Linked DNA regions of Homo sapiens: regions 1 and 3 are each linked to region 2. A link is an interaction called in ENCODE POLR2A ChIA-PET data of the cell type or tissue named here. Cell type or tissue: PC-9. All regions are shown on one strand. Links, peaks and the distances in the headings refer to the core of each region. The heading gives the core; the rest is flanking DNA. Region 1 overlaps PHTF2 (putative homeodomain transcription factor 2). Region 2 overlaps LOC124901681 (a long non-coding RNA gene). Region 3 overlaps PTPN12 (protein tyrosine phosphatase non-receptor type 12).

The links. ChIA-PET counts read pairs that join two places held together with the same protein. Peaks named below come from ENCODE experiments on the same cell type or tissue, not always from the same donor. Only the 100,000 strongest peaks of a DNase experiment are listed, where the experiment ranks them.
Region 1: POLR2A ChIA-PET joins it to region 2 with 36 read pairs; 2 of 35 experiments call an interaction of 5 or more read pairs at or near these places.
Region 3: POLR2A ChIA-PET joins it to region 2 with 11 read pairs; 6 of 35 experiments call an interaction of 5 or more read pairs at or near these places.

What each region holds. Positions count from the first base shown.
Region 1 is chr7:77,810,517-77,821,345 of GRCh38, forward strand. All of the region lies in intron 1 of PHTF2 (putative homeodomain transcription factor 2), which reads left to right. Among named protein-coding and RNA genes, the nearest start is that of PHTF2, 17 kb to the left of the region's middle. In PC-9, for the core only: no CTCF peak of the experiment used is centred there; no DNase peak of the experiment used is centred there.
Region 2 is chr7:77,524,027-77,534,855 of GRCh38, forward strand. LOC124901681 (a long non-coding RNA gene) reads right to left here. Exons shown (of 3, transcript XR_007060395.1): 2 at 10,183-10,829. Among named protein-coding and RNA genes, the nearest start is that of PTPN12, 7.9 kb to the right of the region's middle. RefSeq lists enhancers at 1,548-2,049, 2,050-2,549. In PC-9, for the core only: no CTCF peak of the experiment used is centred there; a DNase peak (open chromatin) is centred at 4,525; H3K27ac peaks cover 4,208 bases.
Region 3 is chr7:77,604,004-77,614,832 of GRCh38, forward strand. PTPN12 (protein tyrosine phosphatase non-receptor type 12) reads left to right here. Exons shown (of 18, transcript NM_002835.4): 9 at 3,232-3,298; 10 at 6,762-6,839; 11 at 6,945-7,043. Among named protein-coding and RNA genes, the nearest start is that of PTPN12, 72 kb to the left of the region's middle. In PC-9, for the core only: no CTCF peak of the experiment used is centred there; no DNase peak of the experiment used is centred there; H3K27ac peaks cover 1,524 bases.

The DNA of each region.
Region 1 (10,829 bases), core at 3,503-8,502, 290 kb after region 2:
TTATTTTGTAGAGTGACCTCCCATTTTTTTTCTTTTTTTGAGACGAAGTCTTGCTCTGTCGTCCAGGCTGGAGTGCAGTGGCACAATCTTGGCTCACTGCAACTTCCACCTCCCTGGTTCAAGTGATTCTCCTGCCTCAGCCTCCCAGGTAGTTGGGACTACAGGCACGTACCACTGCACCTGGCTAATATTTGTATTTTTAGTAGAGATGGGGTTTTGCCATATTAGCCAGGCTGGTCTCAAACTCCTGACCTCAGGTGATCCACCCACCTTGGCCTCCCAAAGTTCTGGGATTAAAGGCATGAGCCACCCCACCCAGCTGAATGACCTTCAATTTGAGATTGGTTGATTTTTTCCTCATAATTAGATTTGGGTTATGTAATTTATTTTTATTTTTTATTTTTGGGATAGAGTTTTGCTCCTGTGGCCCAGGCTGGAATGCAATGGCGCCAGCTTGGCTCACTGCAACCTCCGCCTCCTAGGTTCAGGCGATTCTCCTGCCTCAGCCTCCCAAGTAGCTGGGACCAGACTCCCACCACCATGCCCAGCTAATTTTTGTATTTTTAGTAGATACAGGGTTTCACCATGTTGGCCAGGCTGGTCTCAAACTCCTGACCTCAAGTGATCCACCTGCCTCAGCCTCCCAAAGTGTTGGGATTACAGGCGTGAGCCACTGCACCTGGCCCTGGGTTACGTACTTTAGGCAGGAATACCACAGACATGATGTTGTGTACTTTCCAGTGCATTATATGAGGAGGCAAATACTGTTATTTCTCCTGTTACTGGTGATGATAACTTTTATAATTTAGTTAAGGAGGTATCTGCCAGGTTTCTACAAGGTAAAGTCACTCTTTTATTCTCTGTAATTAATACATACTGTGGCTAGATACTTTTAAATTATGTTAGTATCCTACTACTCTCAAACTTACCCATTAATTTTAACATCTATTGATGATTCTTGTGTGAATCCATTATTAAGATGGGTGCCAAATGGTGATTTTTATAATTTTGTAATTTCTTTTATATTTATTAGCTGACTTCTGTGATAAAGAAAAGCTTCTACCTCTTTATTCACTTACTTATTCATATCAGTATGGACTCATGAATTCTTGTTTTATCATTTTGCCAATGTCTCTATGATTCTTTGAGCATTTTCTTACTTTCTGATCCAACAAGATATTCCATAATCATCTGGTACTATCTCTGTGCCAGCCCTAGCATAAGACATTTCTCTAAGCAGTGTTGATTTCTTTTACTATGAAGTGGTATTTAGAGATCTAGGTGTTAGATGTGCTTATTGCTACTGAGGAGTCTTTGTTTCTAGGCCCTCTCAGTGGACGTAAAGTATATATGTATACGGATGAGTATATATGTGGTGGGTGTGTGTAATACAGCTTTATTTTCAGAAAGAATATTAACTAGTGTCATGGCTGCTAAAAATAAAAAAGTGAATATAGGCATAGGCTACATGACCATGTGATCATATCCTTATCACAAGAAATTATAGCTCCAATGTTTTGCATTCTTCAAATACATTATTTTGTTGACTAACTGGATTCCAGGAATTACTTAGATCTTATCTGATGAGAAAAAGAACCTGGATGGTGAGGGGCCTGGAAATCATGTTATATGAAGAACAGGTGAAGGAGCTGAGAACATTTAGTCTGGAAAAAGATTAATGACAACATATGCTGATTATATTAAGTTGTTTGAGGCAGAAGAAATGACACACATTTATTCTGTGTTCACTTAGAGTATGTAATTAATACAGATGAATGTATTTGAAGAGAGATATAAATTTAACTCTGCATAAGGATAATTTTGAGGCAAGTTTTCCTCTAATGCAGTAAAATGACTTGAATACCTCAAACCCAATTATTATCTCTAATCAGGAGAAGCTTGCTTATTTTTACATAATTTGTGTGTACTGTAAGAAGTTAGAACTACTTGAGAGATGTCTAAGTATGCTATATTTAGTGGCTTAGTCAGTAGTATGCTTCACAAGATGAATCACAAGGAAAGGATTCTGTTCTAAATAAATGTAAGAAATAATGTGTACATAATCTTCTTTTTTTACTTTTTTTTTTTTTTGAGACAGAGCCTCGCTCTGTCACCCAGGCTGGAGTGCAGTGGCACAATCTTGGCTCACTGCAAGCTCCACCTCCCAGGTTCACACCATTCTCCTGCCTCAGCCTCCCAAGTAGCTGGGACTACAGGCGCACGCCACCACGCCCAGCTGATTTTTTGTGTTTTTAGTAGAGATGGGGTTTCACTGTGTTAGCCAGGATGGTCTCGATCTCCTGACCTCGTGATTTGCCCACCTTGGCCTCCCAAAGTGCTGGGATTACAGGTGTGAGCCACAGCACCCAGCCAATAATGTGTACATAATCTTCTATTGGATATTTATAATGCAGAGTAACGTGTTAAAAGGCTCTAACAAGTCCTCAAGTAAGGAAACTTGTTTGACTTTTTCTAATGTAGTGGATATAGGAACAGGTGAGGTTATAGGTATAATCTAATAGTAGTCATACAGTAGTCATCTATAGATGCATGGTATTTATTTATTTATTTAATTTTAAACCAGGCCTTCAAGCATTTTATCCTTTGAGTTACAATCCAATTACACTGATTTATACATGGTATTTAAACCAAGATATTAGATGTGATCACCAAGGGACTGTGTGAAGATAAGAGATGTGCAAAAACTGAGCTCAGGGAGAAGAGGAAAACTAGCAAAGAAACTGAGAAGGAGTGAATAAAGAGGAACAAACTGAAGAGAGTGGTTTCCCAGAAGCTAAGTGAATAAAGTGTTCCAGGAGAAGAGAACATAATCAGCTGTGCTTTATACTACCCGTAGATTGTATAAGATAAGCAACTGAGACCTGACCATTGCATTTAGCGACTGGAAGTCACTGGTGTCCTCAAAGAGAACTTTCAGTGGAGTATTGTGAGCAAAAGATGATTGGATTAAAGAGAGGAGATGGAGAAGTGGGAGTAGATAGCAGTGTTTTGCACTGTGAAAGGGAGAAGAGAAAGGTACTGTATTTAATGAGCACCTTGGGAGAAGAGAAAGGCATTGTATTTATTCAGCACCTTCTGTGTGTTATATTGCTGAAAATATTTAAGCAATAATGAAATGTATGAGCTATACATAGCTTACTTAGCTCATCATTCTGGCTTAAATAGTAGTTGCAGTATGTTTATTAAGTACTTTTCTCTGTGATGTGGAGTTGAATAGACTACAGATTGAAACATTGGTTTCCTGACTTACAGAAAATTTCTTCAGATTAAAAGAATGTTAGAGGTAGTGGCTGTTAAATTGTATTGCATTCTCCAGTTTCTAGGTGGTTTAGACCAGTTGGCTTAGTAGTTTTATCAATCATGAATTGATGATCTGGACATGTTGATAATGATGTTACATAAAATCGTAAGATTTGGTGTCCAGTCATATGTTCCTCATTTTTAAAATGACCTGGTATCAAGAATAATATTTAAAGCCACATACCCTAATTTTAAATTGGCCTCTGTAACCATAGGAGGAGAAAACTCAGGAAACACAATTCAGTCCTCATTTCTACTTCATTAACTTTCCATCTACCTTCTTGTAGCTAATTGCAAGCCCAGGCTGTAAATCCAATTACAGCAAATTCTCATTGTTCACAGCTGTGTTAATATAAGGTCGCTGCTAACACTGAATTAGCCAATAGTGAAGTGTTGCTCTTAGAGGAAATACAGAGTTGAGTTCCTGTGAGCCACTGGTCACAACATTTTTGTCATCAGTGATCAATACATAACCTTGTTTCATATGTGTTTCTATTTAAAGACACCTTATTTAATTTTATTGTTTATTTTGTTAACATTGAACTCACAACCAACAGCACTATAATTCATGTCTGAATGAAACTTACCTAACACAGTATTTTCTCTGTAAGACACATTAAATCGTTCTTGCACTTAGGAGCACTAGGCCGCACTTCAGCACTACACTTGGGGGGCATTTTTTTTTTTTTTTTTGAGACAGAGTCTTACTCTGTCGCCAGGCTGGAGTGCAGTGGCGCAATCTCAGCTCATTGCAACTTCTAACTCCCTGGTTCAAGCGATTCTTCTGCCTCAGCCTCCCAAGTAGCTGGGATTACAGGCACGCGCCACCGCGCCCAGCTAATTTTTGTATTTTTAGTAGAGATGGGGTATCGCCATGTTGGCCAGAATGGTCTCAATCTCCTGACCTCGTGAGCCACCGCGCCCGGTCTGGGGGGGCATTTTTAAACAACATCTAGGCCGGGTGCGGTGGCTTAGGCCTGTAATTCCAGCACTTTGGGAGGCTGAGGCAGGTGGATTACTGGAGGTTGGAAGTTCATGACCAGCCTGGCCAACTTGGTGAAACCTTTTCTCTACTAAAAATACCAAAAAATTAGCCAGACTTGGTGGCGTGCACCTGTCATTGCAGCTGCTCAGGAGGCTGAGACAGGATGATCATTTGAATCCGGGAGGTGGAGGATGCAGTGAGCTGATATCACGCCCCTGCAGTCCAGCCTGGGCAACAGCTACACTCTGTCTCAAAAATAAAATAAAATAAAACAGCAAAATCCCAACAAAAAGAAAAAAAAAGCCAAAAACAGGACACTACACCACAAAAAGGACCCTTGTTTATGGTATAATAGCTGTCTTATTTAAGAAGATAGTGTCATCTTGTTCAGCCTTTGCTGGGAACATGCGTGTTGGGAACCTCAGATTTTTCTCTGCTTTGTGCATATCTGTAAATGACTGCAAAAGTACCAGGAGTATTGATTTTAGCAAGCAGGCAGATTTGCATACGAAATCTATGAAAGTGGCTGTCCAATATGTTAAATGGAAATGTTGGAATATATTGCATAATTCCATCATATTTATGATGGTAAGAATTCCAGTTTACTGAAGCTATAACTATTTGGAAATTGAAATTTAAAACTGGTTTCAATTTGTAGTTTTTATCAAAGTTCTGCAGATAGATGTTTTCAGAGATAGTTATACAAAATTTAGGAAAATAGCGGCCATAGAGCCCCTTTTCCACAGTTTCTGTTTCCCAGGGACAAACAGGTTCAGCTCTTTCAATTGATATTTTATTTACCATTCATAATGATACATGTTTGACTTCCAGTCATCTGCAGGGTCATAGAGAAATAGTCACTCATTGGCATGGTGTGAGAGAAAATGGATCTTTTATTTTAACAGCTTTCAACTAGTCTGCCTAAAGATGGGACTAACTTTATTCCCGTTTCCAGGGGATGCTTAAACCATGAATCCCTGAAACTTTGTTTTATTGCATAAATTGGGTTAATATTCTCCTTTCTCTACTATTGCTGTCTGCTGTCTCGGATCTGCTAGGTCAGTTACAAGTCACATATCTTCTTTCAAGCTTCATTTTTGTTGTTTTTTTCCGTTCTCTCTGTTCTCATGTATGTATGCGTTTGCTGTCATTTCAGTTAGATATTGTAAGGTAGTAAAGTTAGATGCTTGTGTTTAGTCTGGCTTTTTGTATTCTCTTGGAAATTTGGTTATTCTTTTTATATATTGGAATAACTTTTTTTTTTTCTTTGAGACAAGAGTCATGATCTGTCGCCCAGGCTGAAATGCAATGGTGCAATCTTGGCTGGCTGCAATCTCTGCCTCCTAGGTTCAAGTGATTCTCGTGCCTCAGTCTCTCAAGTAGCTGGGATTACAGGTGCGTACCACAATGCCTGGCTAATTTTTGTATTTTTAGTAGAGATGGGGTTTCACCATGTTGGCCAGGCTGGTCTCAAACTCCTGACCTCAAGTGATCTGCCTGCCTCGGCCTCCCAAAGTGCTGGGATTTCAAGAGTGAGCCACCATGCCTGACATGAAATAACTTTTAATAGTTTGCCTGTTTATAGTACATGGGTCCAGGACAGATACATGTTTCATTTTGCTCAATTCAATTACATTATTTTAAAAAACTACTTTTATTAATTGACACATAATGTACATATTTGAGGGGTACATAATGATGTTTCAGTACATGTAATGTATAGTGATCAGATCAGAGTAATTGACGTATACATTATTTCAAACATTATTTCTTGTAGCTATTTGCAACTATATATTATTGTTAACTATAGTCATCCAACAGTGGTATAGAACACTAGAACTTATTCTTCCTATCTAACTGTGATTTTGTAACCTTTCACAAATCTCTTCTGATCTCTCTCTTCCTTATGCCCCTCCCAGTCTCTGGTATCCTCCATTCTACTTTTTACTTCTATGAGATCAGCTTTTTAGCTTCTACTTATGAGTGAGAACATGCAGGGTTTAACTTTCTGTTCCTGGCTTTTTTCGCTTAACATGATGTCCTCCAGTTCCATCCATGTTGCTGCGAATGACAGGATTTGATTCTTTTTATGGCAAAACAGTATTCCACTGTCTGTAGACCCCATTTTCTTTATCCATTCATCTGTTGTTGGGCATGTAGGTTGATTCCATATCTTGACTATTGTGAATAGTGCTGCAATAAACATGGGGTACAGATGTCTCATCAATATACTGATTTTCTTTCCTTTGGATAAAATTCCCAGTGGTGGGATTGCTGGATCATATGGTAGTTCTATTAGTAGTTTTTTGAGGAATCTCCATGCTCTTCTCCATAGTAGCTGTACTAGTTTACATTCCTACCAAATGTGTAAGAGTTCCTTTTTCTCTGCATTCTCATCAGCATTTGTTATTTTCTTGTTTTTTTGACAGTAGCCATTTTAAGTTGATGAGATGGTATCTCATTATGGTTTTGATTTGCATTTCCCTGATGATTAGTGTATTAGTTCGTTCTCACGCTGCTAATAAAGACATACCTGAGCCTGGGTAATTTATAAAGGAAAGAGGTTTAATTGACTCACAGTTGAGCATGGCTGGGGAGGCATCAGGAAACTTAAAATCATGATGGAAGGGGAAGCAAACACATCCTTCTTCACATGGCAGCAGGAGAGAGAAGAATGAGAACCAAGCAAAGGGTGAAGCCCTTTATGAAACCATCAGATCTTGTGAGAACTTACTATCACAAGAATAGCATGAGGGAAACCACCCCAATGATTCAGTTACCTCCCACCAGGTCCTTCCCATGACACACGGGGATTGTGGAAACTACAATTTAAGATGAGATTTGGGTGGGAACACAGAGCCAAACCATATCAATTAGTGATGTTGGGCATTTTTAAATATGTTTATTCGCTACATGTATGTCTTCTTTTGAGAAATGTCTTTAGATTTTTTGCCCATCTTTAAATTGGATTGTTTGTTTTTTGATGTTAAAAAGTTTGAGTTCCGGGCCGGGTGCGGTGGCTCATGCCTGTAATCCCAGCACTTTGGGAGGCCAAGGTGGGTGGATCACGAAGTCAGCAGGTCGAGACCAGCCTGACCAACATGGTGAACCCCCATCTCTACTAAAAATACAAAAAAATTAGCCGGGCATGGTGGCGGGCGCCTGTAATCCCAGCTACTTGGGAGGCTGAGGCAGGAGAATCTCTTCAAACTGGAAGGTGGAAGTTGCAGTGAGCCGAGATTGCACTACTGTACTCTAGTCTGGGCAATGAGAGCAAAACTCCGTCTCAAAAAAAAAAAAAAACAACAGTTTGAGTTCCTTGTATATTCTGGCTATTAATTCCCTGTCCCATGAATAGTTTGCAAATATTTTCTCCTAGTCTATAGGTTATCTTTTTACTCTGTTGATTGTTTCCTTTGCTATGCAAAAGCTTTTTGTTTTTATATAATCTCATTTATTTTTGCTTTTGTTGCCTATGTTTTTGAGGACTTATTCATAAAATCTTTTCCCAGAAACCAATGCCCTGAAGCATTTCTGCTGTTTTCTTTTAATAGTTTTGTAGTTCTGGGTTTTACATTTAGGTCTTTGATTCATTTTGGGGTTGATTTTTGTATAGGATGAGAGATGGGCATCTAGTTTCATTCTTCTGCATATCCAGTTTTCCCAGAAGTATTTATTGAAGAGGCTATCCTTTCCTCAATGAGTGTTCCTGACACCTTTGTCAAAAATCAGTTAACTGTAGATACATGGATTGATTAATTTCTGGGTTCTCTATTCTGTTCCACTGATCTATGTGTCTGTTTTTATGCCAGTACTATGCTGTTTTGGTTACTACGGCTTTGTAGTATATTTGAAAGTCTGGTGGTGTGATGCCTCCTCTTTGTGCTCAGGATTGCTTCAGCTATTCAGAGGCTTTTGTAGTTCCATATGTATTTTGGGATTGTTTTTTCTGTTTCTGTGAAGAAAGTAATTGTTATTTTGACATGTGCATTGACTCTGTAGATTTCTTTGGGTTGTGGGGTCACTTTAATAATATTCTTCTGATCCATATGCATGAGATGTCTTTCATTTGTTTGTATCCTCTTCAGTTTCTTTAATCAGCATTTTATAGTTTTCCTATAGAGGTCTTTCACCTCCTTGTTTAAATTTATTCCTAGGTATTCTTTTGTTGTTGCTGTAGTAAATAAGATTGCCTTTTTTATTTCATTTTCAGCTAGTTGATTGTTTGTGTTTAGAAATGCTACTGATTTGTGAATATTGATACTGTATCTTGCAATTATACTGATTTCATCTATCAGTTCTAAGAGTTTTTGGTATAGTCTTTAAGTTTTTCTATATATAAGATTGTGTCATCTGCAAATAGACATTTTGACTTCCTCCTTTTCAACTTGGTTGCCTATTATTTCTTTCTCTTGACTAATTGCTCCAACTAGGACTTTCAGTAGTATATTGAATAAGAGTTGTGAAAGTAGGCATCCTTGTCTTGTTCTAGTAGTCAGAGGAAACACTTTTGGCTTTTTCCTAGTCAGTATGATGTTAGCTTTGGCTTTGCCATATATGGCCTTTATTATGTTGAGATATTTTCCTTCTATCCCTAATTTGAGAGGTTTTAATCATGAAAGAATGTTGACTTTTATCAAATGCTTTTTCTGTATCTATCAAGATGACCATATGGTTTTTGTCTTTTATTCTATTGGTGTGATGTATGATGTTTATTGATTTGTATTTGTTGAACCGTCCTTGCGTTCCTCAGATAAATTCCCCTGAATCATGATGTATTATCTTTTTGATGTGTTGTTAGATTTGGCTTGCTAATATTTTGTTGAGAATTTTTATGTGTATGTGCATCGAATATATTAGCCTGCAGTTTTCTTCTTTTTGTTGTCTTCTTGTCTAGTTTTGGTTTCAGGGTTATCCAGGCCTCATAGAATGAGTTAGGAAGAATCAGTCTGCTTCAATTTTTTGGAATAATTTGAGAAAAATTGATATTAATTCTTCCCTAAAGGTTCAGTAAAATTCAGCTGTGAAGCCATCCAGTCCTGAACTTTTCTTTTATGGGAGACTTTTTGTTTTGTTTTGTTTTGAGATGGTGTTTTGCTCTTGTTGGCCCAGGCTGGAGTGCAATGGTGTGATCTCGACTCACTGCAACTTCCGCCTCCCAGGTTCAAGTGATTCTCCTGCCTCAGCCTCCTCAGTAGCTGGAATTACAGGCATGCACCACCACACCCGGCTAATTTTGTATTTTTAGTAGAGACTGGGTTTCGCCATGTTGGTCAGGCTGGTCTCAAACTCTCGACCTCAGATGATCTGCCCTCCTCGGCCTCCCAAAGTGCTGGGATTACAGGCGTGAGCCACCGCACCCGGCTTGGGAGACATTTTATTACTGATTCAATCTGGTTACTTGTTATTGGTCTGTTCAGGTTTTCTGTTTCTTCCTGGTTCAATCTTGGTAGGTGTTACGTGTCCAGGAACTTATCTAGTTTCTCTAGGTGTTCAAATTTATTTGTGTATAGTTGTATGTTTTTTTGTTTTATTCTGTTTTGTTTTTTTAGACAGGGTCTCACTGTCTCCCAGGCCAGAGTGCACAGGCGTGATCATAGCTCACTGTAACCTCAAACTTCTGGGTTCAAGCAATCCTCCTGCTCCAGCCTTCTGAGTGGCTAGGACTATAGGTGTGCACCACCATTCCCAGCTAATGTGTGTGTGTGCGTGTGTGTGTGTTTGTGTATACGTATATTAGAGATAGAGTTTTGCTTTGTTGCCCAGGCTGGTCTTGAACTCCTGGAATCAAGTGATCCTTCCTCCCCAGTCTCCCAAAGCAGTGGGATTACAAGCATGAGCCACTGCACTCATCCCAAGTTGTTCATAGTTCAGCATTTCTGTGGTATCTGTTGAAAAGTCTCCTTTTTGATTAAATGGGGAATTTAATCCGTTTACATTCAAGGTGATTATTGATAAGTGAGGCCTTCTCCTGTCATTTTATTGATTGTTTTCTTCTTGTTTTCTATTTCCTTTTTTCCTCTCTTATTGTTTATTTTTGTGGTTGGGTAGTTTTCTGTAATAAGATTTGGTTCTTTTCTCTTTCTTCTTTATCAACTCTACTGGTGAGTTTTATAGTTTCACATGTTTTTATGATGGTGGTTATCATCCTTTTACTTCCAACTGTGAGACTCCCTTGAGCATTTCTTATAAGGCTGGCTTAGTGGTGATGAATTTACTGAGTTTTTGCCTGTCTATGAAAGGTTTTATTTCTCCTTCATTTCTGAAAGATAGCTTTGCTGGATATAATATTCTTGGATGGCAGTTTTTTTTTTTTCTTTTCAATATTTTGAATATATCATCTCATTCTCTGCTGGCCTGTAAGGCTTCTACTGAGAAATCTGTTATTAGTCTAATGGGAATTCCATTGTATGTGACTTGATGTTTTCTCTTGGTTTTAGAATTTCTTTGTGTTTGTCTTTTGACAATTTGAATATATTTTGCCTTGGAGAGGATCTATTTGGGTTGCGTCTATTTGAGGTTC
Region 2 (10,829 bases), core at 2,405-7,404:
AGTCACAAAAAGACAAATAAATGTGAGCCCACCTGTATGAGGTATCTAAAATAGTTATATTCATAGAAACAAAGTAGAATGGTAGTTACTGGGAGCTAGAAGGACAGGGAAATCAAGGAACATTGTTTAATGAGTATACATATTCAGTTTTGCAAGATGAAAAGTTTCTGGAGATCTGTTGCACAACAATGCAAATATATTTAACACTAATGAACACTTAAAAATGGTTAAGATAGTAAATTTTGTTATGTGATTTTACCAGAATTTTTTTAAAGGCAAGATACTACTCAGCATAAAGTTATACATGCACTGGAACAATAAAAATTCTAAATACAAGATAATGGTTATTTCTGGGGAGAGAAAGGAAGGACTCTATAGGCATCTCAACTCTATCCATACTGTTTTCTTACTGAAAATCTGAGGCAAATATGAAAATATTAAGATTTGAAACAAAACATTATGCAAGTGAAAGAAGCCAGACACAAGAGGCCACATACTATTATATATGATTCCATTTTTATATGAAATATACAGAATAGGTAAATCCATATAGACAGAATGCAGATTGGTGATTGCCAGGATGTTAGGGGAGGAAGGAGTAGGGAGTAACTGTTTAATGGGAATAGGGCTTTCTTTTGGGGACACGAAAATGTCTTAGAACTAGATAGATGTGGTAGTTGCACAATATTGTGAATGTACTAAATGCCACTGAATTGTTAACTTTAAAATGATTAATTACATATTATATAAATTTCACTTCAATTAAAACAAACTAAGGAAAGGGAGAATTTCAAGAAGGAATGGTATTCACTGAAAAGGGTCAAATGCTGCACAAGGGTTAAGAAGGATGTACACTAAGAGGTCATGAGATTTGGCAAGTAGGAAGTCCTTTAGGAGATATGTGCCAGTAGTCAGACTGTTGTGGGTTGCATGAGATGGGCAGTAGTTTGTGGGAGTCTTGAGCATTTTGTAGGATAAGGAGAGTCACTGAAGGGGAAAAGACTGACAATAAAGGAGAGGAGATATTTGTACAGCAAGAGTAGGAAGAGACATAAAAGGGTAGAGAGGGTCAACAGAATCCTAATAGTGGAGAGAAATGAGTAAGTTATAGGGGTAAATTTGTGATTTCCCAATTTCACTTGGAAAGGAGAAACTGAGTTAAAACTTGATAACTCCATTTTTCTAAGAATGAAGAAGCAGGGTGTAGGGCTTGAAGCGAGTGATAAAGCCATGGGAGCTGACCAAAAATGGACAAAAGGGCTGTCTGAGCAGCTTTGAGGGCTTTAGTAGAAATCATAAATATCTCCCTCGCACACACAAACCCACAATTAAAAAGTTCAACTGTTAAAGGTATTGCATGATTAATAGTATGTCTCACAAATTGCTCATTAGAAATAAAACCACTGCCTAGACTCATCTGTATGACACATGATACTGGATTTGTGAAATATTATGAATATACTTAAAAATAGTATTCATGTAACACAACAGAAAGATCACTCAGTGAGAACTACAGAAAGATAGCAAATTGAAATCTACTGAAGAAATATTAAATACCAAACATTCAGCTAGAAAAAGAAATGAAATATCTCTAGGAGACAACTTACTACTGAAGAAAGATATAAATAAATATTTCACCAGAATTTTGAAATAATGGAACTATTTAAAAATTGACAAGGAAAGGGCAGTTGATGATTGCCTTGATAAATTACATAGTTAATTTCTTTGAAAAAAAAAAAAAAAAGGATATGCCCTAAAGTTTAAAATAAACTATTTTAAAAGTATACTTTTAAAAAGTAACTGGTAGAGCATATTAAATGGAAATTAAAAACAATTTTAAAACCATAAAATGCTTGCTAATTGAAAACTAAGACTAATCGTAACTAGCTATTAACAGTAAATACCTTTTAACAAATTTTCAACTACTGAGCCAGGTGCAGTGGCTCATGCCTGTCATCTCAGCACTTTGGGAGGCCAAGGCAGGCAGATTGCTTGAGCTCAGGAGTTTGAAGCCAGCCTAGGCAACGTGGCGAAACTCTCTACAAAAAATACAAAAATTAGCTGGGTGTGGTGGCGTGTGCCTGTGGTCTTGGATACTCGGGAGGCTGAGGTGGGTGGATCACTTGAGTCCCAGAGGTCAAGGCTGCAGTGAGCCATGACTGTGTCACTGCATTCCAACCTGGGTGACAGAGTGAGAGACCCTGTCTTAAAACAAAACAAAAACCAAAGTTTCAACTACTGAATGAACTTGAATATAACTAAAAAATCGGCAGGCGCCTGTAGTCCCAGCTACTCGGGAGGCTGAGGCAGGAGAATGGCGTGAACCCGGGAGGCAGAGCTTGCAGTGAGCCGAGATCATGCCACTGCACTCCAGCCTGGGTGACAGAGTGAGACTCCATCTCAAAATAAATAAATAAATAAAAGAAATGTGATATTCACTGACAAGGTAAGGTAACCATCAAATGATGACATATAATATGCACATTAGGTGCCTTCTAGAATTCTATGGGCATTAGAAGATTTTTGCATAATATTACAGCAATTCTTGGAAATGAAATTTCCCTCTATAGATTTTAGTTTAGACTTGTATAGCTGCTAACGACACCAATTATTTGTTTGACTATAGGCTAAATAACAGAGTTGAAAGAAATCTCTGCTTTCTAGTTGCCAACACAGAAACATGAAGTGCAAGATTTTCACAGAATAGTGAATATGATAAAAATATAAAATCATGGAACTTTAAATATACTTTTTTAACTGCAGTACAATATATCTAACATAAAATTTATCATTTTAACCATTTTTAAGTGTATAGCTCAGTAACATTAAGTACATTCACATTGTTGTGCAACCATCACCACTAACCATTTTTTATCATCTCAAACTATATATTTTATTTATTTATATTGTGGTGAAAAACACATACATTTGCCATCTTAACCATTTTTAAGTGTATAGTTTACTAGTATTAAGTATACCTGTATTGATTCACATTGTTGTGAAACAGATCTCCAGAACGTTTTTATCTTGCAAATCTGAAAATCTATGCCCATTAAACTCCCCTTTTCCCTTCTGCCCCCAACCCCTGGTAACCACCATTCTATTTTGTTTCTATGAGTTTAACTACTTTAGATACCTCAAATAAGTGGAAGCACATTTTTTTTAATCTAAAATTATTAGTGGTCACTGAAGAAAAGGGATTTTTTGCTTGTTTTGTTTTGCTGATAGTTTGGCCTGACCTCAATCAATAAAGTGAATGAATTTTATATGGCACAATTATATTTCATAAGCCTTGTTAATGATCCATTCTTGAATACAGAAACCAAATGTCATCATGTTGAAAAACGACTAATTAGATGGTCAGGTAGTATTTGACTTTGAAGTTATTTATAAAATTTTAATTTTTCTTTGAATGTTAAATGAAACAGCATAAGAAGTATGAGATAGAAAGGTCAGAGAACAGGGTGGATTTAATGACTGTATTCTCTTGCAGTTAGCATTAATTATTACTGTATGTAGCCTTTGTTGTGTAACACTCTTAAGTTTTCATTGAGTGGAGAATTATCTGGGTTTTAGTTCTAGTTCTGCCATCTATGTGATCTTGGGCAAATAATTTAATTTCTCTAAAGTTATGCATTATTATCCTTACTAGTATTCTAATGCATATATAAAGAATATAGGGTCGGGTGCGGTGGCTCATGCCTGTAATCCCAACACTTCGGGAAGTTGAGGCAGGTGGATCACCTAAGGTCAGGAGTTAGAGACCAGCCTGGCCAACATGCTGAAACCCCGTCTCTACCAAAAAAAGAAAAGAAAAAAAAATTAGCCAGGCATGGCAGTGCACACCTATAATCCCAGCTACTTGGGAGGCTGAGGCAGGAGAATCACTTGAACCCTGGAGGTGGAGGTTACAGTGAGCCAAGATTATACTACTGTACTCCAGCCTGGGGACAAAGAGAGACTCCTTCTCAAAAAAAAAAAAAAAAAAATATATATATATATATATATAAAATAATACCTGACCTACCTACTTAAGGGTAGAGTTATAAGGATAAACAGGATGTGATATATGAAAAAGCTCTGACATATTAAGCTTTGAAATACACATTGAATATTAGAGAGATTTCATCCCTTCCAAACTTCTCTTCATTTTTATGTGTCTTCTGAAAATTTTATGTTACCGTAGGAAACTAAAAAGTTATGCTCCCTTACTGCCAGTTTCCTATTTATTAGATGACACATTTCAACAAAAAACTCAGATTAAAAAATGGTCAACATTTGCTGTGACTATGGCTAGAAAGAAGGAATAAATAGGATACCAGGATAAACAAGAATTTCCCTAGCTTCTCATTCACTCTCTCATAACCTCCCACCCAAAAGTCTATCTTAAATATAGTTTCAGAGTATGGAGAGGACTGAGGAATGCAGAATGAAATGACAGGTTAATATTAGAAATGCCATTGTGGGAGACTCTCAGGAATGATTTCAACCTTCACCTGCAGTTTCACTTAAATCACACCAGGTATAGAATCATTGTGACTCAGTGGTTTATGCAACAATCTGGAAACTCAGGACCTGTAAGCTTTGGCCATGTGTCTGACATTTGTTTTCCACAAGTAAGCTAATCATGTTCACTCACTGTGCTTCATTTAGCTTTTATCTATTAATGAAGAAAATGATATGAAATTACTTCCCAGGGTTGTAAAAAAAAAAAAAAGAACAGAACTCACAAAGAGCTATAAAATGCTGTGAAAGCCATAACAAAGGTAGCTTGTATGAGTATAGATGTGAAAACACCCCAAAAGTTAAAATTTCCACACATTTAAAGCATTAATTTTACCTGAGCTAAGGGAAAAAAAAGGTAATATGAACATGAAACAAGTAGATCATCCTGAAACCTCTTTTGGATTATTAGTTTTAAATTCCTTCCCACTCAGACCTTCACAAAAGTAGTAAGAAGAGAGATTTTTTTAAAAATGAAATTTAGCTTTCTTCTCATTCCTCCTGTATTTACCCAGAGTGATGTAGCTAGTGAGTAGGAAAAGGGCCTAAAGAGATGAGGAAGGAGGTAAAAAAGCACAAGACCCAGAAATCATTAACGGTCTTTAACCAGTTATTATTTTGTGTTTTGTTTTTCTTTTCTTTTTGAGACAGAGTCTTGCTTTGTTGCCTAGGGTGGAATTCAGTGGCATCAGAGTTCACTGCAGCCTCAACCTCAACCTCCGAGGTTCAAGCAATCCTCCCACCTCAGCCTCCCAAGTAGCTGGGACTACAGGTATGCACCACCACGCCTGGGTAATTTAAAAATTTTTTTTGTAGAGACTGGGTCTCACTGTGTTGCCTAGGCTGTTCTCAAACTCCTGGGCTCAAGCAATTCTCCTGTCTCAGCCTCCCACAGTGCTGGGATTGCAGGTGTGAGCCGTTGCGCCTGGCCTATTTTGTGTTTTCTATGAGTAAGTATATAGTACACCACTGCTGAAACATTATCTCATTAAGCCAGCACCAGGTGGCTTTCCTAAAAGAGGAAACTGATGCTTAGACAGCTTAAGTGACTTACCCTGAACAAGAAATGGAACAGGTTTTTGAACCTTCATTTCTCTGACTTCAGAGCCCACGCTCTTTATTACTGCCCTATTCTGTTTCAAGAAAAGCAAAATTTACTTATGGAATAAATGTCAACTGAACCTCTCCTAAAAGTTTATCGGAAGTCAGGTTACTCTGGAGATTCTCCCCATCTCCCCCATGGCCATATGGGTTATGTTGTGACATACCCACATATTGCTGCATGTCTGCTTAATGTTCTTTTCTTTCCTTTAAAAGTTTATTTTATTTTACTTTATAGATACGGGGTTTCGCCATGTTGGCCAGGCTGGTCTCGAACTCCTGGCCTCAAGTGATGTGCTCGCCTCAGCCTCCCGAAATGCTGGGCTTACAGGCGTGAGCCACTGAGTGCATCCTAATGTTCTCTTCCTAATCAGATTCTTTATACTTTCTACTCTCTCTCAAGGCTTCAAATCGCTAATTCTACCCCATGGCATACATTCAGCTTCTGCCCTTGCTGCATAATGACTTACTCTTTCTAGGTTTCCAAATTCAGATTCCTAAGAGTGAGAACTGATTGGCCCAGACCATCTTCTTATACCAGGACATAGGTTGCTGGCCAGTCTGTATGGGCTGATTAACTTCTCAACTGCCCAAACACGTGGCTGTGACAGAGGATAGGCAGAGCAGTAAATTTCCCTGAGACTATAGTATAGGTAGGTGAGCTTTCTAAAGCTGGACCTACCATGTGCCATTTTTAAAAATCTCCCAAACAAGATCTGCCTCCTTCCACCCAGCTTTTTTTTCTGAGACAGGGTCTTGCTCTGTTGCCCAAGCTAGAGTGCAGCGGTACAATCATGGCTCACTCCAGCTTGGAACTCCGGGGCTTAAGCAATCCTCCTGCCTCAGCCTCCCGACTAGCTGGGATTACAGGCACACATCACCACGCCTGGGTAATTTTTGTATTTTTAGTAGAGACAGGGTTTCATCGTGTTGGCCAGGCTGGTCTCGAACTCCTGACCTCAAGTGATCTGCCCGCCTTGGCCTCCCAAAGTGTTGGGATTACAGGCGTGAGCCAGGGCACCCAGCCTGCATTTCTTACTTTTTATTTTATTTTTTTTGAGACGGAGTCTTGCTCTGTCACTCAGGCTGGAGTGCAGTGGCGTGATCTCAGCTCACTGCAAGCTCTGCCTCCTGGGTTCACGCCATTCTCCTGCCTCAGCCTCCGGAGTAGCTGGGACTACAGGCTCCAGCCACCACGCCCGGCTAATTATTCGTATTTTTTTTTTTTAAGTAGAGACGGGGTTTCACCGTGTTAGCCAGGATGGTCTCGATCTCCTGACCTCGTGATCTGCCCGCCTTGGCCTCCCAAAGTGCTGGGATTACATGCGTGAGCCACCGTGCCCGGCCACTTCTTACTTTTATTTTTGTTGTTTCATGTATTGGCTCCTAATATCTCTCATTCCCTTCTCTCTCATTCACAATTTATCAGAAAAGTACCAGATTACTATTTTCCTCATTTCCATAATTTTGCTTCTATCCTCAGAAACCTCTTGTGGCTCCCATGCCTACAGTATCAACATTCTCCAGAGCCTAGTCTACTTTGGAGCTTTCACATCTATACAAATGTTCTACTTCAAACTTCTGCTTTGCTGTCTTCATGCTTATCACTTCTCTTGCCTGGGCGTTCTACTTCCTGTTCAAACCTAATTTAACTTACCCTTTAAGGTCTACCTCTGTGACCACCCCATGCTGACAGCCCGGTCCACAATTCTCTCTCCTCAGAACTGTTAAATCACTTATTATCTGTATCACTCTTTCACATTTATTAACTTAAAGTAACTAAGAGTTTATTGTTTTTCCTGTCTCCTGAACTAAGATATTCATTCCTTAGGAGTAGGAGCCATCTCTATAACATTTTTGTATCTGACACACACAGCATAAACCCTCATATGTTGATATGTTAAAAAGCCATATGTAGATTGAAACAAGACCTAAATGTATTGAAAAGAAGAAAAAGCCACTTTGAGAGGCCGAGGTGGGTGGATCACGAGGTCAGGAGATCGAGACCATCCTGGCTAACATGGTGAAACCCTGTCTCTACTAAAAATACAAAAAAATTAGTCAGGCATGGGGGCGGGCGCCTGTAGTCCAAGCTACTCGGGAGGCTGAGGCAGGAGAATGGCATGGAACCCGGGAGGTGGAGCTTGCAGTGAGCCGAGATCACGCCACTGCACTCCAGCCTGGGCGACAGAGTGAGACTTTGTCTCAAAAAAAAAAAAAAAAAGAAGAAGAAGAAGAAGAAGAAGAAAAAGCTAGCAAGGTACCAAGGAAAGCACTGCTAAGCCTTTCCAAAGAACTGAAATCCTGGCGGGGCTTGGTGGTTCACGCCTGTAATCCCAGCACTTTGGGAGGCCGAGGTGGGTTAATCATTTGAGGTCAGGGGTTCGAGACTAGCCTGGCCAACGTTGTGAAACCCCATCTCTACTAAAAATTCAAAAAAATTAGCCGGGCGTGGTGGCAGGCACCTGTAAGCCCAGCTACTGGGAGGCTGAGGCAGGAGAATCACTTGAACCAGGAGGCTCAGGTTGCAGTGAGCCGAGATCGCGCCACTGCACTCCAGCCTGTGCGACTAAGGAAGACTCCATCTCAAAAAAGAAAAAAAAAGAAAAAAAAGAATTGAAATCCTTGGAGATAGTTTACATAAATTTTCCCAAACCTAGCAGTAGATGCCAAAGGTAGCCGCTGAGAACTCAAGAAACTCTCAAGTGTTGCAAGAAAGAGAGAGAAGCTTGCCAATAAGACGAAACATTTTAAAAAAGACTAAAAACACCAGCCAAAATGGGACTCAATACCTTAAACAAGTAACACTTCTTACCCAACACTATACCAAACCGTACTAGACTGTTACACAACTTGTTCAGCATATCTTCTTTACCGATCATTGTCTGGTTGGTACATTCTTTTGAACCATCAAAAGCAGAGGCACTTCTGATCATCCTTCCATTTCTCTTCCTACAGTCGAATTTCTCTCCCATTTCTGAGGGGAAAGGGCCATCTACAATAAGCATGATCAAGCCCTGATTCTGGCATTTCCTCACATCCCGTGAAACTCAGTCTCAGTATCTGGTTAAAGTAAAATACTGCGGGCCCTTTTTTCAAATAAAGTTTACCTTAGAAATTAAACTATTCCTCTAAGTGAATTTTTGAAATACAGAGCAAAACTGTATCTCTTTGCATGCACACACATATATAAATGCATAGGAAAAAATTTGGAAGGGCATAACTTGAAGTGCATTTTTTTCTTTTTTCTTTTTTTTGTTTTTTTGTTTTTGTTTTGTTTTGTTTTGTTTTTTATTGATCATTCTTGGGTGTTTCTCACAGAGGGGGATTTGGCAGGGTCATAGGACAATAGTGGAGGGAAGGTCAGCAGATAAACAAGTGAACAAAGGTCTTTGGTTTTCCTAGGCAGAGGACCCTGCGGCCTTCCGCAGCGTTTGTGTCCCTGGGTACTTGAGATTAGGGAGTGGTGATGACTCTTAATGAGCATGCTGCCTTCAAGCATCTGTTTAACAAAGCACATCTTGCACCGCCCTTCATCCATTTAACTCTGAGTGGACACAGCACATGTTTCAGAGAGCACAGGGTTGGGGGTAAGGTCACAGATCAACAGGATCCCAAGGCAGAAGAATTTTTCTTAGTACAGAACAAAATGAAAAGTCTCCCATGTCTACTTCTACACAGACACGGCAACCATCCGACTTCTCAATCTTTTCCCCACCTTTCCCCCCTTTCTATTCCACAAAGCCGCCATTGTCATCCTGGCCGTTCTCAATGAGCTGCTGGGCACACCTCCCAGACGGGGTGGTGGCCGGGCAGAGGGGCTCCTCACTTCCCAGTAGGGGCGGCCGGGCAGAGGCGCCCCTCACCTCCCGGAAGGGACGGCTGGCCGGGCGGGGGGCCGACCCCCCCACCTCCCACCCGGACGGGGCGGCTGGCCAGGCAGAGGGGCTCCCCACCTCCCAGTAGGGGCGGCCGGGCAGAGGCGCCCCTCACCTCCCGGACGGGACGGCTGGCCGGGCGGGGGGCTGACCCCCCCACCTCCCTCCCGGACGGGGCGGCTGGCCGGGCAGGGGGCTGACCCCCCCACCTCCCTCCCGGACTGGGCGGCTGGCCGGGCGGGGGGCTGACCCCCCCCACCTCCCTCCCGGACTGGGCGGCTGGCCGGGCGGGGGGCTGACCCCCCCACCTCCCTCCCGGACGGGGCGGCTGGCCGGGCAGAGGGACTCCTCACTTCCCAGTAGGGGCGGCCGGGCAGAGGCGCCCCTCACCTCCTGGACGGGGCGGCTGGCGGGCGGGGGGCTGACCCCCCCACCTCCCTCCCGGACGGGGCGACTGGCCGGGCGGGTCTGACCCCCCCACCTCCCTCCGGACGGGGCGACTGGCCTGGCCGGCGGCTGACCCCCCCACCTCCCTCCCGGACGGGGCGGCTGGCCTGGCGGGGGGCTGACCCCCCCCACCTCCCTCCGGGACAGGGTGGCTGCCAGGCGGAGACGCTCCTCACTTCCCAGACGGGGTGGCTGCCGGGCGGAGGGTCTCCTCACTTCTCAGACGGGGCAGCCGGGCAGAGACGCTCCTCACCTCCCAGACGGGGTGGCAGCCGGGCAGGGGCGCTCCTCACATCCCAGACGGGGCGGCGGGGCAGAGGCGCTCCCCACATCCCAGACGATGGGCGGCCGGGCAGAGACGCTCCTCACTTCCTAGATGTGATGGCGGCCGGAAGAGGCGCTCCTCACTTCCCAGATGGGATGGCGGCCGGGCAGAGAGGCTCCTCACTTCCTAGATGTGATGGCGGCCAGGCAGAGACGCTCCTCACTTCCCAGACGGGGTGGCGGCCGGGCAGAGGCTGCAATCTCGGCACTTTGGGAGGCCAAGGCAGGCGGCTGGAAGGTGGAGGTTGTAGCGAGCCGAGATCACGCCACTGCACTCCAGCCTGGGCACCATTGAGCACTGAGTGAACCAGACTCCGTCTGCAATCCCGGCACCTCGGGAGGCCGAGGCTGGCGGATCACTCGCGGTTAGGAGCTGGAGACCAGCCCGGCCAACACAGCGAAACCCCGTTTCCACCAAAAAAATACGAAAACCAGTCAGGCGTGGCGGCGCGCGCCTGCAATTGCAGGCACTCCGCAGGCGGAGGCAGGAGAATCAGGCAGGGAGGCTCTTTTTTTTTTTTAGAGACAGAGTTTCGCTCTTGTTGCCCAGGCTGGAGTGCAATGGCGTGATCTCGC
Region 3 (10,829 bases), core at 3,051-8,050, 81 kb after region 2:
TCAGCCTCCCGAGTACTGGGATTACAGGCACACACCACTACACCCAGCTAATTTTGGGTATTTTTTAGTAGAGACGGGGTTTCACTATGTTGGCCAGACTGGTCTTGAACTCCTGACCTCATGATCTGCCCGCCTCCACCTCCCAAAGTGCTGGGATTACAGGTGTGAGCCACGGTTCCCAGCCTTTGTTTGCATTTTTTTCTTCCTTTTTTTTTTTTTTTTTTTTTTTTGAGACGGAGTCTTGGGCTGTCGCCTGGGCTGGAGTGCAATGGTGCGATCTTGGCTTGCTGCAACCTCTGCCTCCTGGGTTCAAGTGATTCTCCTGCCTCAGCCTCCCGAGTAGCTGGGATTATAGGCATGCACCACCACACCCGGTTAATTTTATATTTTTAGTAGAGTTGGGGATTCTCCATGTTTGTCAGGCTGGTCTTGAACTCCTGACCTCAGGTGATCACCTGCCTCGGCCTCCCAAAGTGCTGGGATTACAGGCGTGAACCACTGCGCCCAGCCTCATCTTTTAATAGTTATACAAGTGCTTTATATATTGAGGACATTAACTTTTATTCATGTTGTAAGTACCATGGTTTTTCCTGTCTTCTGCCTGTTTGCAATACATAAGTTTCATTTTGTCATGTCAGATTTTTGAATGGTTTTTGTCCATTGAGATATTTGTACATAGAAAGTCTTTCCCTAACACAATAGTGTATATATTTTGCATATATTTTTAGTACTTTCATAGATTTACTTTTTAACATTTATCATTGGATAAATATCCAATATGTTTATATCATATATATATATATATTTTTATCCACCTGGATTTTTTATGGTTAAGGTATGTGATCAGAATTTAATTTTTTGCTCTTCATTGATAGCTAACTTCTCCTTTGCCACTTACTGAACGGTCTGATCTCTGGAGAATTCACTGTTATGTAAGAAATGTTACATGTACTCAGATCTGTTCCTGAACTTTCTATTGTGTTTCATTGATCTGGTTATCTGTATCTTTATGTTATACTTTTAACTATCAAATTTTAGATATATATAATTTATCCCAGTAACTCAACTAAAATTCTATAAATGTTTTGATGCACAGAATTCACAAATGTATCAACTAAAAATTAATATAATTGATTATGTTTATTAAGAGTTTTAAAAAATCTTTCTAGGTTGTTTATAGTGTACTTTTATCAGGAATTTTAGGTTACATGTTTAACAAACTGCTGATAGGTATACATTTCAAAATATGCATTAAAATGTTACACAACTTTGTGGGGGTTTTTGCCAAAGATTATTCTGGTGATGTCAGTAACATCTTATAATTACTCATAGTGATTTTCAATTCTAAGATGCATAAGCCTTTCTCTAGTTGAGAAGCAGTTACTTTAAAATACTTTTGTCATGAGTTTTTTTTTTTTTTTTTTTTTTTTTTTTGAGACGGAGTCTCGCTCTGTCGCCCAAGCTGGAGTGCAATGGCGTGATCTCAGCTCACTGCAACCTCCGCCTCCCAGGTTCAAGTGATTCTCCTGCCTCAGCCTCCCAAGTAGCTGGGATTACAGGCGCCCACTACCACGCCCGGCTAATTTTTTTTTTTTGTATTTGCAGTAGAGACGGGGTTTCACCACGTTGGCCAGGCTTGTCTCCTGACCTCAGGTGATCCGCCCTCCTTGGCCTCCCATTGTGTTGGGATTACAGGCGTGAGCCACTGAGCCCAGCCTGTCATGTTTTAAAATAAAAAAACCTATGGTATGTTACTCTAAAGTCCCCAGCTCCCATTAGTTTTTTGGGATATGAGAGCATATCATTGTCTTGTTCTTTTGTGGAAATCACTGCTGTTGCTCAATCCGTTTTCTAGGGCTTATAGCATTCTTCACCTTTCCTATACCTTCTATAGATTGAAATGATGTACCATTTCCTCCTGTACTCTAAAACAAGAGCCATCTTTTTTTTTTTTTTTTTTTTTTTTTTGAGTTGGAGTTTTACTCTTGCTGCCCAAGCTGGAGTGCAATGGCACGATCTTGGGTCACTGCAACCTCCACTTCCCCGGTTCAAGTGATTCTCCTGCCTCAGCCTCCTGAATAGCTGGGATTGCGTGTGTCTGCCAGCACGCCCAGCTAATTATGTGTTTTCAGTAGAGATGGGGTTTCACCGTGTTGGCCAGGGTGGTCTCAAACTCCTGACCTCAAGTGATCCACCGGCCTCAGGCTCCCAAAGTGCTGAGATTACAGGCATGAGCCCCTGCGCCCAGCCACAAGAGCCATCTTGAACATAGAATAAATGTCTCTGTAAGACGTTGTTAGCTAGTCACATTTTCTGATGTAGCATTAGACTTCCAGAGTGACAACTTAGTAGCTATTCTCTGTGTCACTTACTCTTGGAAGTTCCTTAAATTAATTTTTGTTTTTCTTTTTGAGATGAAGTCACACTCTGTTACCCAGGCTGGAATGCATTGGTGCCATCATGGCTTACTGCAGCCTCGACCTCCCAGGCTCAAGCAATCCTTCTGCCTTGGCCTCCCAAAGTGCTGGGACAACAGGCATGAGCCACTGCGCCCAACCCCTTAAAAATGAAATGTTTAAAAGATAGAAGACAATAGGCCTTCCTTATTCAAGACTTCACTGTCCTCAGTTTCAGTTACTCATAGTTCAAAAATATCAAATGGAAAATTTCAGAAGTAAACACTTTGTAAGTTTTAAATGCTGCACCATTCTGAGAAGCATGGGGAAGTATGTCCTGCTTGCAAGATAAATCATCCCATGGTCCAGTGTGTACACACTGTAGACTCTACCAGCCCATTAGTCACATAGTAGATACTGCAGTTACCAGATGGACTGTCATGGTGTCCCAGTGGTTATGTTCACATGACCCTTATTTTACTTATAATGGCCCAAACCTCAACAGTAGTGAGGTAGTGACTAGTGATAGATTGTTATAATTGTTCTAATGTATTATTAGTTATTGTTGTTAATCTCTTGTTGTGCCTGATTTATAAATTAAACTTTATCATAGGTATGTACATATAGGAAAAATCATAGTGTATATGTATATGTATTCTGTGTAACAGATGTTGCCATGAACACACTGTAAGTTGTATTTTGTTTATTACTAAGTAGAATTTTGTCAAACTTCTTAAATGATTTTTTGTTTCTGAATATTAACATGTCTATCCACATTTATTTTATAGTTGTTTTATCACAAAAATCAATTGTTTTTCAAACTTTATATCCTTAGTGCAGGCTGTGGAAGAACAGGTGCCATTTGTGCCATAGATTATACGTGGAATTTACTAAAAGCTGGGGTAAGAATAATTTTTTGTAGCATTATGTTCAATTGATCTATTATGATTTTCAAACTTAATTATAATTGCAGTAAATTATAGTGTATATTTTATTATACATGTTATTTTTTCCAAAGTAGTTTTATTAAGTAAGAAATAAAGGTAGTGAAGGCCGGGCACAGTGGCTTACGCCTGTAATCCTAGCACTTTGGGAGGCCAAGGTGGGAGGATCGCTTGAGCCCTGGGGCTCGAGACCAGCCTGGGGAACATAGGGAGACCCCCGTCTCTAAAAATAATTAAAAAATAAAATGATTATAAAAAATAAAGGTGGAGAAAAGGTATAATTGCTGCATATTGCCTTTGATAGGATGCATTGGGGAACAATGTGACAGTGTTCTAGGTGAGTGAATACTTGCATTAGGATATAAACTGTTACTGACTTTTCCAATACTAAATTTTCATTGCCTTTTTTTTTTTTTCTTTTTTTTCCGAGATAGAGTTTCACTCTTGTTGCCCAGGCTGGAGTGCGATGGTGCGATCTCAGCTCACTGCAACCTCCACCTCCTGGGTTGAAGCCATTCTCCTGCTTCAGCCTCCCTAGCAGCTGGGATTACAGGTGCCTGCCATCACGCCCAGCTAATGTTTTATATTTTTGGTACAGACAGGGTTTCACCATGTTGGCCAGGCTGGTCTCGAACTTCTGACCTCAGGTGATCCACTCATCTCGGCCTTCCAAAGTGCCGGGATTGTAGGCGTGAGCTACGGTGCCTGGCCCATTGCCTTTTATGTTTACTCTAGGTATAAGTGTATTTCACTCAGTATGTATTTATGCCTGCTGGAGACATTATAGTATTGTAGTCTATGAATGCTGACTCGAGCCAAATTGCCCAGATTATAATTCTGGCTTTCTCATTTACTAGCTGTGGGATCTTGGTCAAAATACTAATCCCATAGTGCCTCTATTTCTTTATCAGAAAATAGGGGTCATAGTAGTAGTAATGCATAAGAATTAAATAACTTTTGTGAAGTTCTTCAGAACTATGTGGTAAATTGTAAGTACTCAGTTTATTGTTAGTGTTGATTACTGTTGCTGTTGTGATTGTTGTTCCTACTACTGCTTTTTCCAAGAAATAGTGTTTGATACTGTGGATGATACAGAGATAAATAAGATACAGCCTTCATTATAGATTTGAAAAACAAGTCTCTTCATTATGTATACATTTGATTCTTTTGCTGGTTCCATAATGTGTTCATTTCTAGAGAGGCGCCTTTAATCCTTCATAGCTTTATAGTTTCCATGAATTGTTCATCTTTGTCTTGTACAGAGTAGAATTAATAAAATGTTTATTTTTTCTTTTTCTTCCTTCTTCCCCTTATTTCTCTTTTTTCCCTGCCATCTCTCCATTTTTTATTGTTGCAAGGAAATATTTACATGTTAAACAGTTCCTTAAAAAGCCCTCTGGGGTTAAATATTTTTTTCCTCAAAAACTATAATCATCTAATTCTCAAATGAAAATGCTTAAGTGAACAAAATTTAACTGGAATTCGATCACATTTTAACATAAAAGTCAAAGATTAAAATTGGAATGAGAAGGGACACATAAATGAATGCTAGCAAACAAAACAAACATTTGGTCATTTTAAAAGTTGTGTATTTTGGATAGGTGCCATGGCTTATGCCATAATTCCAGCACTTTTGAAGGCTGAGGTGGGCGGATCACCTGAGGTCAGGAGTTTGAGACCAACCTGGCCAACATGGTGAAACCCCATTTCTACTAAAAATACAAAAATTAGCCAGGCGTGGTGGCCGGCGCCTGTAATCCCAGTTACTTGTCAGGCTGAGGCAGGAGAATTGCTTGAACCTGGAAGGCAGAGGTTGCAGTGAGCCGAGATTGTGCCATTGCACTGCAAACTGGGTGACAGAGCAAGACTCCGTCTCAAAAAATAAAATAAAATAAAAGTTGTGTATTTTGAACATAGTTCTCTCTCTCTCTTTTTTTTTTTTTTTTGAGATGGAGTCTCACTCTGTTGCCTAGGCTGGAGGGCAGTGGTGTAATCTCGGCTCACTGCAACCTCTGACTCTCAGGTTCAAGCGATTCTCCTGCCTTAGTCTCCCGAGTAGCTGGGATTACATGCACGCGGCACCATGCCTGGCTAATTTTTGTATTTTTAGTAGAGATGGGGTTTCACCGTGTTTCGGGCTGGTCTCAAACTCCTGACCTCAGGTGATCCGCCTGCCTTGGCCTCTCAAAGTGCTGGGATTACAGACATGAGCCACTGCACCCGGCCTAGTTGTTAAGTCTTCATGTAAAAATCTTGGCTGGGCGCGGTGGCTCACGCCTGTAATCCCAGCACTTCGGGAAGCCGAGGCGGGCGGATCACGAGGTCAGCAGATTGAGACCACCCTGGCTAACACGGTGAAACCCTGTCTCTACTAAAAATATAAAAAAAATCGCCAGGCGTAGTGGCGGGGGCCTGTAGTCCCAGCTACTCCGGAGGCTGAGGCAGGAGAATGGCGTGAACCCGGGAGGCGGAGCTTGCAGTGAGCGGATATCACGCCACCGTACTCCAGCCTGGGCGACAGAGCGAGACTCCGTCTCAAAAAAAAAACAACAAAAAAAAAACCCAAAAATCTTATGATGTATATAAGGACTTCCAAGCAGCAAACCTGGAAATCATTTTTAACCCTTCCATCTTAATCACTCCAAAATATTCTTGTTGATAACAGTTATGATATTTCTGCTTCTGTAAACCTCCGCCAGTTTCTCACTCTTTCAGACTGTCCTCTTCCTTGATACAAAAATTGTGTGAATATCAGATCTTCTCATGTCAACATTGCCTATTGCAGTAGTCGCAATTCCATATACACAAAAGAATTGTCTAGGTCGTTTCATAATTAGTTCCCCAACTTGGAGCCAAAGGATCTATATTTTTACCTAGGTCTTTTAGCTGGTCCTTATATAGCCAATCCAGGAGATACTGGCCAATAGAATAAATTCAGTCTCTTTATTATGTTCACAGTCTGATCCTAAATATCCTTATCTTCTCTCCTCCTTTGAGTACCTTCTCCTTCTTTTAGTCTTAGGCTTTGTTTACATCAAACTTCTCAATTCCCCACATAGATTATACATTGAATCTGCTGTGCTTATGTATATTTCCTTCACTTTTTATGGGATAACCTTCTTTTGATATCCAACTATGTTGTAGCTGCACACACTCAACAGTTAGCCATAGCCTCTTTATTCCCTGTATACTGCAGTCATACTTTGGCTGGACATAACTGTCTCCCCATCTTGAATGCTGAGGGTCAAGAACAGTTTTGTTTCCACAGTGCCAAGCACAGTGTCTGAGATGCATTAAGTGGTGTTCAATAAATGTTTGCAGTAAACCAGCAGGTATTTAAGTTTTATGTGAAAAGCTGAAGAAGATTTTACTATTTTCTGAATAGATACACAAAGTTGATGTATTAAATTTTCTGTTTTAGAAAATACCAGAGGAATTTAATGTATTTAATTTAATACAAGAAATGAGAACACAAAGGCATTCTGCAGTACAAACAAAGGTATAGTTGTTTGTTTCCCTTTATAAACTGCTATTTTATAAATGCTTTCTTCTTTTTTAAAATGTTGTTTTCATTTTGTTTTTTAATCATTTTTCTCCTTCATAGGAGCAATATGAACTTGTTCATAGAGCTATTGCCCAACTGTTTGAAAAACAGCTACAACTATATGAAATTCATGGAGCTCAGAAAATTGCTGATGGAGTGGTAGGTGTTCTTGGTCTATTAATTTTAGGAAACTTTTACTCTTTGTTAAGATGTAATATTTAGCCTTTTTTTTGTTGTCTTGTGTTTTGTCTAACATGAGAAGAATATCCAGGACACTTAACATTTTTACTTAAACTCATTTCCTTCTTATTCGTATCTGTATTATGATGGCTATTTAATGACTCCGATATAAGGTAAATTATGTTCTAAATGAAATAAAGTTAGGAAAGATCTCATGTCAAAAATCATATAATTCGTTAATGTTTTACTTTTTTAAAAAATAATTGCATTGTTCTCTTTACTCTTCCCTTCCACCCCCACCCAAGTAATTCTGCATTGATTCTACTTGAATTTCATTTTGTATAAAGTGTTTTAGTTATTTGTGTATATGCTTTTCTTTTCTTTTCTTTTTTTTGAGACAGAGTTTCACTCTTGTTGCCCAGGCTGGAGTGCAATGGCACAGTCTCAGCTCACTGCAACCTCTACCTCCCAAGTTCAAGTGATTTTCCTGCCTCAGCCTCCTGAGTAGCTGGGATTACAGGCGCACGCCACTGTGCCCAGCTAGTTTTTGTATTTTTAGTAGAGACGGAGTTTCGCCATGTTGACCAGGCTGGTCTCGAACTCCTGACCTCAGGTGGTCTGCCCGCCTTGGCCTCCCAGTGTGCAATGTGCTGGGATTACAGGCATGAGCCAACACTCCTGGCCTTGTGTATATGCTTTTCAGTTAAGCAGAATTAAAGAGCCACAGTTAACTCCCTTTTGTTGTGTTATAATTCAGTGTTATTTTAGCCTTGTAACATCTTACTGGATATTCAACTTCTAGACCTGACAAAAACACTGTATTCTCTTAGTATTCTCATTTCTGCCTTTGTTTTCTAACCAATTGTCTTGCTTCAATTCTATATATAACCACCTTGTCCCTGAAGGTGCTGAGATTTTTTTTTTTTTTTTGTAGAATTTGTTTACATCTTTGTCATTGAGTCTATGATAACTATTACATTGTTAAACCAAGTATGAGAAAATAAGTTGCAAAATTTATAACCTTCATTTTCCTTTTCTCCCTTTAAATGGTTTTGTCAGTTCCCAGAATATTTGTTTGAATTTTCTTGGTTTTCCAAATGACAGATTTATTACCAAATGCTGATCTCAGTTTGTTAGGATAATCTAATATCGGTCCATGAGTTTTAGGAAATATGCATTTCTTTTATTAGCCAAGTGACAATTTCACGTTTTTAAGTTTTATGTGACATCGTTCTTATTCCTTTATTAACATAGGAATTATTGTGCAAGGAAATCCTCCTACAATGCCTTTAGCTTAATTAAATCCTATTATGACATGCTCTGAATCTAGCCAAATATTTTATAATGTAGAATCAAATGTGTTTTTGTTTTGTTTTATTTTGTTTTTTGAAATGGAGTTTCACTATTGTTGCCCAGGCTGGAGTGCAATGGTGCAATCTTGGCTCACCGTAACCTCCGCCTCCCAGGTTCAAGCGATTCTCCTGCCTCAGCCTCCCTAGTAGCTGGGATCACAAGCATGTGCCACCACACCTGGCTAATTTTGTATTTTTAATAGAGACGGAGTTTGTCCATGTTGGTCAGGCTGGTCTCGAACTCCCAACCTCAGGTGATCCGCCTGCCTCAGCCTCCCAAGTGCTAGGATTACAGGCATGAGCCACCGCGCCCGGCCTCGAATGTGTTTTTTGTTTGTTTTGTTTGATTGGTTTTTTTTGTTTTTTGGTTTTTGGTTTTTTTTTTGATGACGAAGTCTCACTCTGTCACTTAGGCTGGAGTGCAGTGGCGCAACCTCTGCCTCCCGGGTTCAAGCGATTCTCCTGCCTCAGCCTCCTGAATAGCTGGGATTACAGGCATGTATCACCACATCCAGCTAATTTTTGTATTTTTAGTAGAGATGGGGTTTTGCATGTTGGCCAGGCTAGTCTCAAACTCCTGACCTCAGGCGATCCCCCTGCCTCAGCCTCCCAAAGTGCTAGGATTATAGGTGTGAGCCACTGCACCCGGCCAAACATTTGTATTATTTTGTATAATTTAATCTAAGTTGAGATATTTAATATTTCGAAAAGCTGAGTAGGCTATAAACAGTTTTCTTTAATTTTTGGGTTTTTTTTTTTTTTTTTTTTTTTTTGAGATGGAGTCTCGCTCTGTTGCCCAGAATGGAGTGCAGTAGCACAGTCTCGGCTCACTGCAACCTCTGCCTCCCGGGTTCATGTGATTTTCCTGCCTCAGCCTCCCAAGTAGCTGAGATTACAGGCGCCCACCACCATGCTCAGCTAATTTTTGTATTTTTAGTAGAGACAGGGTTTCACCATGTTGGCCAGGCTGGTCTTAAACTCCTGACCTCAAGTGATCCACCCACCTCAGCCTCCCAAAGTGCCAGGATTACAGGCATAAGCTACTGCACCCAGCATCTTTAAACTTTAATTGAAAAGCATTTCTGTTTTATTCCATGAATTCAAGATTAATTTCAAAGCTAAAGTTTTTATATCTGGAAATACAGGTTTTTAGGCTGGATGCAGTGGCTCATGCCTGGAATCCCAGCACTTTGGGAGGCCGAAGCAGGCAGGATCACCTGAGGCCAAGAGTTGAAGACCAGCCTGGGCAACATGGCAAAACCCCGTCTCTACCAAAAATACAAAAAAGATTAGCCTCCCAGACTCACGGGTACATCACCTTGCCGAGTTTATTTTTTTTATAGAGATGAGGTTTTACTGTGTTGCCCAGCCTGGTCTCAAATCCTTGGACTCAAGCAATCCATCCGCCTCAGCCTCCCAAAGTGCAGGAATTATAGGCTAAAGTTCTTTTATTGCAATATTCAGTGTTTGGGTTTTGTTTTGTTTTGTTTGAGACGAGGTCTTGCTATTTCACCCAGGCCAGAGTGCAGTGGAACAATCAGGGCTCACTGCGCCCTCAACCTCCCGGACTCAAGCTTTCCTCCTGCCTCAGCCTCCCAAGTAGCTGAGACTATAGGCACATATACCACACCTAGCTAATTAAAAAAAAATTTTTTTTTGTAGAGATGTTGCCAGGTTGGTCTTGAGCTCCTGGGCTCCAACAGTCCTCCCCCACCTCAGCCTCCCAAAGCACTGAGATTACAGGCATGAGCCATTGTGCCCAGCTATTGTTGTATTTTTTAAAACTTTTAACTATATTTAAATAATCTCCAGAAAATATGTGATAAATACCGCATCACCTTTTCATCTTTTTCTAATTAGATCAAAGTCTGATCTTTGTAAGGTTTTATTCCATTGAATCAATCCTTTTTTAATATCCTGAAATCTATACTAGGATTATAATTCTATCATAGGCTCTTTCTGTCTAATAGGTCAGAGCTTTACGGGAATATAATAAAAAAGTCATACTTTGTAGGAGATGAGATGAAATAATACCCATAGCAGATAAGTAGTTAACTTCAAACCTACTTTCGTACCTCATTGCATGGTACATAGTAGACATAAACTAAATGTTTGAGAGAAATCTCTCCATAGATGAATGGATAAATAGTAAAAAAAAACAGAAGAAAAGATGGATTATCATTCCAGATAACTTTTTAGTATTTTCTTCTTAAGAAATCATGTTTTCTGTAAACTTGTAAATATAGGTGACTCTTTTTATAGGATGGCTGTCTGTGGTTGCAGACCATAAATCTTAAAGAAAATGTGGAATCTGAAAAATTGAGAAAAATCATCTTAGAACTGTGTGGTTGAATGAAATGACTTGAAAGGTGTATTAACTATTTAGAAGCTATGCTGTGAGAAGTAAAAATAA